2 separate regions of the Homo sapiens genome follow, and region 1 is linked to region 2. Evidence: read pairs that join two places in POLR2A ChIA-PET (ENCODE). Cell type or tissue: PC-9. All regions are shown on one strand. Links, peaks and the distances in the headings refer to the core of each region. The heading gives the core; the rest is flanking DNA. Region 1 has its middle 68 kb from the start of NDUFS5. Region 2 overlaps AKIRIN1 (akirin 1).

The links. Peaks named below come from ENCODE experiments on the same cell type or tissue, not always from the same donor. Only the 100,000 strongest peaks of a DNase experiment are listed, where the experiment ranks them.
Region 1: POLR2A ChIA-PET joins it to region 2 with 5 read pairs; 6 of 35 experiments call an interaction of 5 or more read pairs at or near these places.

The regions. Positions count from the first base shown.
Region 1 is chr1:39,092,382-39,096,775 of GRCh38, reverse strand. It overlaps a transcript of MACF1 not described here. Among named protein-coding and RNA genes, the nearest start is that of NDUFS5, 68 kb to the right of the region's middle. In PC-9, for the core only: a CTCF peak has its summit at 4,011; a DNase peak (open chromatin) is centred at 1,895.
Region 2 is chr1:39,002,446-39,006,839 of GRCh38, reverse strand. It overlaps AKIRIN1 (akirin 1), which reads right to left. Exons shown (of 5, transcript NM_024595.3): 4 at 3,422-3,493; 5 at 781-2,795. The coding sequence ends at 2,785. Among named protein-coding and RNA genes, the nearest start is that of AKIRIN1, 13 kb to the right of the region's middle. In PC-9, for the core only: no CTCF peak of the experiment used is centred there; no DNase peak of the experiment used is centred there; H3K27ac peaks cover 583 bases.

The sequences.
Region 1 (4,394 bases), core at 160-4,159, 90 kb before region 2:
AGGAAAGGTAGTATAATATAATGGTTAAAAAGTGAGGGAAGTAAAGGAGTTTGAAGTTGCAGTGAGCTACAATTGTGCCACTGCACTGCAGCCTGGGCAACAGAGCAAAACTCTGTCTCAAAAACAAAAACGGAGGAAGGTAGAAGTATGTGATTACGGGAACTTTCTGATTTTTTTTTTTTTTTTTGAGATAGAGTCTTGCTCTGTCACCAAGGCTGGAGTGCAGTGGCGCAGTCTCGACTCACTACGACCTCTGCCTCCCGGTTCAAGTGATTCTCCTGCCTCAGCCCTCCGAGTAGCTAGGATTACAGGCATGAGCCACTGCACCCAGCTACCGGAACTTTCTTATACATAACTGGGGAGGGAGAAGTGGGGTTGCAATATATGGGTTTTTTCGTTCACAGTTCCTGGCTCATAACTTCTATAGCCCTTGTCATAGTTTTCTGCTATAATGTTGAGGCACTGTAGACCTCAGAAGCAAGTCAAGTCTTAGAAAACAGAATCTTTCTGCCCTCCTGCCCTCCTTTCACCTGTTTCTTTTTCCTCCCAAAGCAAGACTCAATCTTTCCTGCAATTTTTTTTTTTTTTTTTTGAGACAGGGTCTCACTGTGTCACCCAGGCTGGATGATGATGATCACAGCTGCAGTGGTGCGATCATGGGTCACTGCAGCCTCCATCTCCCTGGCTCAAATGATCCTCCCACCTCAGCCTCCTGAGTGGTTGGGTCCACAGGTATGTGCCACTACGCCTGGATTATTTTTTGATTTTCTCTAGAGACAAGGTCTCACTATGTTGCCCAGGCAGGTCTTGATATCCCAGACTCAAGTGATTCTCCTGCCTTGGCCTCCCAAAGTGTTGGGATTACAGGCATGAGCCATTGCACCCAGCCATTTTTTTTTTTGAGACAGCCATCTCACTCTGTTGCCTACGCTGGAGTGTAGTAGTACAATCATAGCTCACTGCAGCCATGACCTCCTGGGCTCAAGGGATCCTCCTTTCTCAGCCCCCAAGTAGCTAGGACTACAGGCATGCACCACCACACCTAATTTTTTTTTTTGTGGAGATGGTGGTCTCACTATGTTGCTCAGGCTGGTCTTGAACTTCTGGTGTCAAGTGATCCACCTTCCTCGGCCTCCCAAAGTGCTGGGATTATATGTGTGAGCCACCACTCTCAGCCTTCCCCAACATTTCTTTTTTTTTTTTTTTTTTTTTTTGAGACAGAGTCTCACTCTGTCACCAGGCTGGAGTGCAGTGGCGCGATCTCAGCTCACTGCAACCTCCTCCTCCTGGGTTCAAATGATTCTCCTGCCTCAGCCTACTGAGTAGCTGGGACTACAGGCGCGCACCACCATGCCTAGCTAATTTTTTTGTATTTTTAATAGAGACAGGGTTTCACCATGTTGGCCAGGATGGTCTCGATCTGTTGACCTCATGATCCGCCCGCCTCGGCCTCCCAAAGTGCTGGGATTACAGGCGTGAGCCACCGCACCCAGCCGCCTTCCCCCACATTTCTGACTATAATCATGAGACCCCTATTTCAGGAGTCTTGCCCCATACCCTGGGGGAAGGAATACTACATAGAAAATTCAAGCAGAATCTGAACAGCCAGGCTTTGCTGGGTTTCCACACTGTTAGTGTTAGACATACCCTTTTTGCCCAATCACATTTCTGCATGGTTGTCAATCATGCCTACCCAAGGAAGTCTCCATGAAAGGCCTAAGATTCAGGGAGCTTCCAGGATAACAACTCGTGAAGATTCCTGAAGGGTGGCATACAAGGGAGGGCATGGAAGCACCACATTCCTTCTTCCATACCTCGCCCTTGCCCTCTGCATCTCTTCACCTGTATCCTCTGTGTGTTTTGTGGTTTTTGTTTTGTTTGTTTTGAGATCCGGTCTCACTCTGTAGCCCAGGGTAGAGTGCAGTACACAATCTCAGCTCCCTGCAGCCTTGACCTCCCGGGCTCAAGCAATCCTCCCACCTCAGCATCCTGAGTAGCTGGTATTACAGGCGCATACCACCACGCCTGGCTAATTTCTTTTTTTCTTTTTTTTTTTTGAGACAGAGTTTCGCTCTGGTTGCCCAGACTGGAGTGCAATGGCGCGATCTCAGCTCACCGCAACTTCCGCCTCCCAGGTTCAAGCAATTCTCCTGCCTCAGCCTCCCGAGTAGCTGGGATTACAGGCATGCACCACCACGCCCGGCTAATTTTGTATTTTTAGTAGAGACAGGGTTTCTCCGTGTTGAGGCTGGTATCGAACTCCTGACCTCAGGTGATCTGCCCGCCTGGGCCTCCCAAAGTGCTGGGATTACAGGCGTGAGCCACCATGCGCGGCCCGATTTCTTTCTTTTTTCTTTTCTTTTTTTTTTTTTGGAGACAAAATTTCACTCTTGTTGCCCAGGCTGAAGTGCAATGGCGTGAGCTCAGTTCACCACAACCTCCACCTCCCGCGTTCAAGCGATTCTCCTGCCTGGCTAATTTTGCTTTATTTTTTGTGGAGACGGGGTCTCACTATATTATCCAGGCTGGTCTCGAACTCCTGGCTTCAAGCGAGCCTCCCACCTTGGCCTCTCAAAATGCTGGGATTACAGGTATGAGTCACTGCACCCAGCCAGCACCCCATTATAGCCAGTCAGTCAGAAGCACAGGTAAAAAAAATCTGAGTCTTGTGATTGGCATTAGAAGTGGAGTGGGGTGGGGCTGGGCACCGTGGCTCACGCCTGTAATCCCAGCACTTTGGGAGGCCGAGGCGGTGGATCACCTGAGGTCAGGAGTTCGAGACCAGCCTGGCCAACGCGGTGAAACCCCATTTCTACTACAAATACAAAAATTAGCCAGGTGTGGTGGCGCACGCCTGTAATCCCAGCTACTCAGGAGGCTGAGACAGGAGAACCCGGGAGGCAGAGGTTGCAGTGAGCCAAGTTCACACCACTGCACTCCAGCCTAGGCAAAAGCGCAAGACTCCGTCTCAAAAAAAAGAAAAGAATCCCTTGGCCGGGCGTGATGGCTCACACCTGTAATCCCAGCACTTTGGGAGGCCAAGGTGGGCAGATCACAAGGTCAAGAGATTAAGACCATCCTGGCCAACATGATGAAACCCCGTGTCTACTAAAAATACAAAAATTAGCTGGGTGTGATGGCGTGTGCGTGTAGTCCCAGCTACTCGGGAGGCTGAAGCAGGAGAATCACTTGAACCCGGCAGGCAGAAGTTGCAGTGAGCCGAGATCGCACCACTGCACTCCAGCCTGGTGACAGGGCAAGACTCCGTCTCAAAAAAAAAAAAAAAAAAAAAATTAGCCAGGCGTGGTGGCGCGCACATGTTATTCCAGCTACTCAGAAGGCTGAGGCAGGAGAATCCCTTGAACCCAGGAGGCGGTGGTTGCAATGAGCAGAGATTGAGCCATTGCACTCCAGCCTGGGCAACAAGAGCAAGACATCATCTCAAAAAAAAAAAAAAAAAAAAAAAAAAAGAAGTGGAGTAGGGGAATGTCTTGGGGACTGAACCCTCAAACTGTGAGATCTGATGCTATTTCCAGGTAGACAGTGTTGTAATTGAACTGGAGGACACCCCGCTGGTGTCCACTGCAGAACTATTGTTTAACTTGCTGGCGGGGAGAAGTCCCCACATATCTTGGCGTCACAGAAGTCTTCTTGTGTTGATTGTTGAGTAAGAGAATGGAAAAACAGGAACTTGCCAGGCGCGGTGGCTCACACCTGTAATCCCAGCACTTTCGGAGGCCCAGGCGGGTGGATCATGAGGTCAGGAGTTCAAGGCCAGCCTGGCCAAGATGGTGAAACCCCGTCTCTACTAAAAAATACAAAAAAATTAGCTGGGCATGGTGTCAGGCACCTGTAATCCCAGTTACTCGGGGGGCTGAGGCAGAGAATTGCTTGAACCCGGGAGGCGGAGGTTGCAGTGAGCTGAGATGGCACCACAGCACTCTAGCCTGGGCAACAGAGAGAGACTCCATCTCAAAAAAAAAAGAAAGAAAAGAAAAAAGAAAAAACAGGAACTGTGTTTTTTCCACTGACAGCGGTGTATGAATGAAATAAAATTGGCCATGAATTAATTGATCATTCTTGTTTCTGGGTGATGGGGGTTCACTGTACTATTCTCACTACTTTACTATGTTTGAAATATCCTGAAAAGTGCCAGGGCTTTGGAGTTAGGCTGACCAGAAACTCAGCACTTGAATAACTGCAAAGGGCATATTGTACATGTTGAGGGCCAGGGGGCGCCATGCACATTAAGTAATGCTGAATCCCAGCTCCATTATTTGCTCAGTGTATAACCTCAGACAAGTTACTTAACATTTCTGTTGAGAATAGCAACTACTTCCCAGGGTTCTATGAGGATTAAATGATGTATGTAAAATGCCTGGCACCCATCTAGG
Region 2 (4,394 bases), core at 310-4,309:
TGACCCAAGGATGGACACTTACTTTTTCCTCTTAAGCTTAAGACTTTATCAAGGATAATAACTGGAATTAAAATAGAGAAAAAAATTAGCTAGCTCACCAGATATTCTGAAAACACTGTTCCTGAGAAACCCTTATACGTTTTTATAGGTTGACGTCTTCCTTGGTCTATAATTTCCATGGGACAAAGACATTTCTCTACCTGGGAGTGCCCTTAAATTCAAGCTCTGGAAATCAAGGTCTAGGGAAAAATTCATTCACCAGTCTGAGACCTACCTTCCAGGTCCCCATTTTCTGTCCCAGTTGTCTTTTCTCTAGATTATAAACACTAAACAAACATGTGTGGTCTCTTTAGAGGGGATCCCAAAACCCAGCCCTGGTGGTTTGGTCTTACCTTGTGGCCTCAGAGGGCTACCTTATCATTATATGATAGCCTAACAACAATGTGGTATAGTGGGGCGGGTGGTGAGCAGGTGTCATTTTCCTTAGAGAAACCTACTCTACTTCCCAGCCAGGAGCCACTTAGTTGGAATGGGGACTGACACTTTATAGTTAAGTGAGCACATCACACTGATCTCTAAAACAAGACTTCAGTGGGGCAGCATTCCCCATTACCAGTCCAGCCTCCACAGCTTCTGATGGCTCCCACAGCTGCCCTTTCTTTATTTTGGTGTGACTAGCCCACTGCAGAGCCATTCCCATTACAGCCACTGCTATGTTCCTCTTTTAGGAACAAGTGACTACCCTGAAAAAAGAAGAGATGAAACAAATCACCCTTCAAATACAAAGTAAAATCATTCTTTAATTATTAAAAAAAAATCACTGTTGGGCTTTTTTTTTTAAAGGTCCATAAATTTTCAATGCAATGTTGAACTGGGGAAATGGTTATAGCAGCTCTCACATAAGTTATTTGAATTAATAAACATTATCACAGTATTAAGAAGGCAAGGTAAACAAATAGCTTAAGTATTTTATTTGTTTGCAACTAAGCTTGTTAACACTATATAATGAAAATGTACAAAGAATAATGTTGCAGTTTTTGGTTAGATTTAAGTCAAAGACATTCATTAATAAGGAATCTTCGAATGTGAATATTCCAGAAATTTCTCTAAGCCATCTGATCACAACAACTGTCTCTGAATATTACCTTACTTTGGAAGGTATTGGCATACATTTGAATTAAACTCAGAATTTTTCAAAATAAGCCCTAATTAAAAAAACTATTCTATATTCAAAGTAAAACAATATTAATAGAACTTTCCTTTCCAGAAACAATGAAGGAAACAAGGCATTTTGTAAAATGTGGTCCTGAACAAGTCACAGTAAAAAATAAATGTATACTTAACTTCCACCTCCTCAAAACAGAGGCTACTTTCTGTTCCTCAGCCTTGGAAACAAGGTGAAGAACAGCCTATATGCGACTTCGGGCAGGGGGTTGCCAAAACAAAGCTGAAGCAGTTGACCATGGACACCTCAAAAGAATTTGGGAGAACCCGACCAAAGGATCCAAATTCTATGTTTTTTTTTTTTTTTTGAGACGAAGTCTCGTTTTGTTGCCCAGGCTGGAGTGCAGTGGCATGATCTGTGCTCACTGCAACCGCCACCTCCAGGGTTCAAGTGATTCTCCTGCCTCAGCCTCCCAAGCAGCTGGGATTACAGACGCCTGCCACCACGCCCGGCTAACTTTGTTGTATTTTTAGTAGAGATGGGGTTTCACCATATTGGCCAGGGTGGTCTCGAACTCCTGACCTCAAGTGATCCGCATGCCTCGGACTCCCAAAGTGCTGGGATTACAGGCGTGAGCCACTGCGCCCAGCCCAAATTATATTTTTTAATAACTAATACAAAGGTGAAGTGGCTCCTCCCAAGTAGCAGTGCTGCCGGGGCCTGGCCCAGGCCTAGCCCTGGGCTCACCTCTCATGCTCCCAAGCCAACCCTGATGCTCCTGGCTCCAGGGTAGACCTTTTCCCTTTAGAGGTTCAGTGTCCAGGGAGCTCTATGATAATTGTGTGAATGAGGTGAGCGCTGACTCCATGTGAGTATTTTAAGGCTTGGAGTCAAAGAATTAACCTAACATGCCCAGGCAGAGTCCATGTGTCAATGGCCCGTCTCCAGTTTGTTCTAATTTCTCACCACGTGTCTGTAGATATAGGACCGCAGACCTTCGCTTTATCATCATAATCACATCTAATGTCCATCCTAACTTACGATTCATATTCTGTGCCTGGAAACAGTCCCTGTATTTAACAATACCTACACATAAAAACAATCCACTGTTACAACTTGTATGGTCACAAAACATTAATGATCTTCTTTAGACCAAGCAAATGTTTTTTTACCATAATTGTCGTGCACCAAATTCACAGCCAGAATCCCCAAGATCAAAAAAAAATTTTTGCACAATACAAATAATAACTTAAAATACACATACACACATATACACACACTCTCACACGCACTTCTTACAGAACTGTGCTTGGGGAAACTCCATTTGTTGAATGCCACTGAAGGCATATTTTGCTAAACTGCTGCTCCAGGTATTTTTGTTTGGAAAATCTATCACAGTAGGGCACAGCTGTTTATTGGATGAGCAGAAAAGAAAGATATGCTTGTGGCAACCAGAAAGTTTTACGGTCTTTCAAGTTGTATAAAATGGACCTGCAGAAACGTTTAAGTGTTCTCAGGATGCAAAGTTGGAGCTGAAATGTGACATCAAACCAGTTGCAAAAAGTGTACAGCAGCCATCTCTTGAGGTCAAACCTGGTACCCAGATATGTGACAAAGCTTCATGACACATCTGTAAATTAAGAATAAAAAACAAAAAGGGTAAGAATACTAAAAACTGTAGTGTCATGCTTTAAAAATTTTCACTAACAGTAAATGTGAGAAATAGCATGAACGATGACTCACCACTTAAAAGATACTAAAGATCAAGAATTTAAGGAACCTGACTGAAATTCAGTTAGATATACAACTGTTAATATTTTATGCTTTGAATATCTGGTAGTTGCAAATTATTTAGAATAAGAAATCCTGACCACACTTGATAAACTAACTTAAGGAATCAACTTTCATAAATTAACAACTGAAACTATCTTTCTGGAGAAAAGACAGGTAACAAATTGGTGCTCAAGTCAGACTACCTAGATTTTAATCCTAGCTGAACCACTAGCTGTATAAGCTTGGGCAAATTATTTAACCTCTTTAAATGCTATCTTTACCAGTAAAATGGAGCTAATAATAGTACTCCCTCATAGGGTCACTGTGAGGCTTATATAAGCTTTGGTGTGGATTTAATACTCTTAGCATAGTGCTGGGCACATTTTACTTCACAGGGACTTTTTACTCTGAGGAGAGAAGTTTCAGTGTAGAAATTTTGCTCTTGAAACTTAGAAAATTCAAAGAAAATGTGGCAATACTTACAGCTTGTTGGCCTTGTCCCATACCGTCGCATAATCTGATCATGTGTGAATTTCACAAAAGATTCATATTGTTCTGTGAGAAGACAGTACATACTTATCCTCAGCAACTCTCCCTCAATTTTTAAGAATCAAGCGTCAGGATCACAAATAGCTTCCCAGTTTGAATTCTTCACCCTCTCAGGCCCTCTTTATAAAGGTCCTTGTATTAAAGTCCAGTGACCTTATATAAAGGTCACTGAGATCTGTTCCTCTTAGAACCCAGAGCCAAATCCTTGGCTTCTAGAATGGGTCACTGATGGTATATAATGGTATTTTCCTGATAACCTCTCCCCCGTGACATAACTCTATCTCCTATTAATAGCTCACTACCATAGCCAGGAAATTTCAGCCCATCTCCCATGGGACATGAATCTTTGAAACTCTTTCCTTGTTATAAATTTCAACACACATTGAGTGAAAAACATGAGTGGAAGAAGTGTGGGATGGCTAGAAAGCTAAGTGAAAATCTATACCATCTAACTGCAAACAGTTCCACAGAAGTACCACCTTTTAAGGGGAAACTGAGTAGAAAGGAAGAAGGTAGCCTGACATCTGTGAACAAAGAAGTGACTCAGAACCAGCTGACTGAAACAGTATTATGGTGGGAGTGGGAGAGGGAATGATATATTAGAGCTTCTTCTTTTTTTTTTTGAGATGGAGTCTCACTCTGTCACCCAGGCTGGAGTGCAGTGGCGCAACCTTGGCTCACTGCAACCTCTGCCTCCCCGATTCACGCCATTCTCCTGCCTCAGCCTCCCGAGTAGCTGGGACTACAGGTGCTCACCACCATGCCCGGCTAATTTTTTGTATTTTTAGTAGAGACGGGGTTTCACCGTGTTAGCCAGCATGGTCTCGATCTCCTGACCTTGTAATCTGCCCGCCTCGGCCTCCCAAAGTGCTGGGATTACAGGCGTGAGCCACTGCGCCCGGCCTAG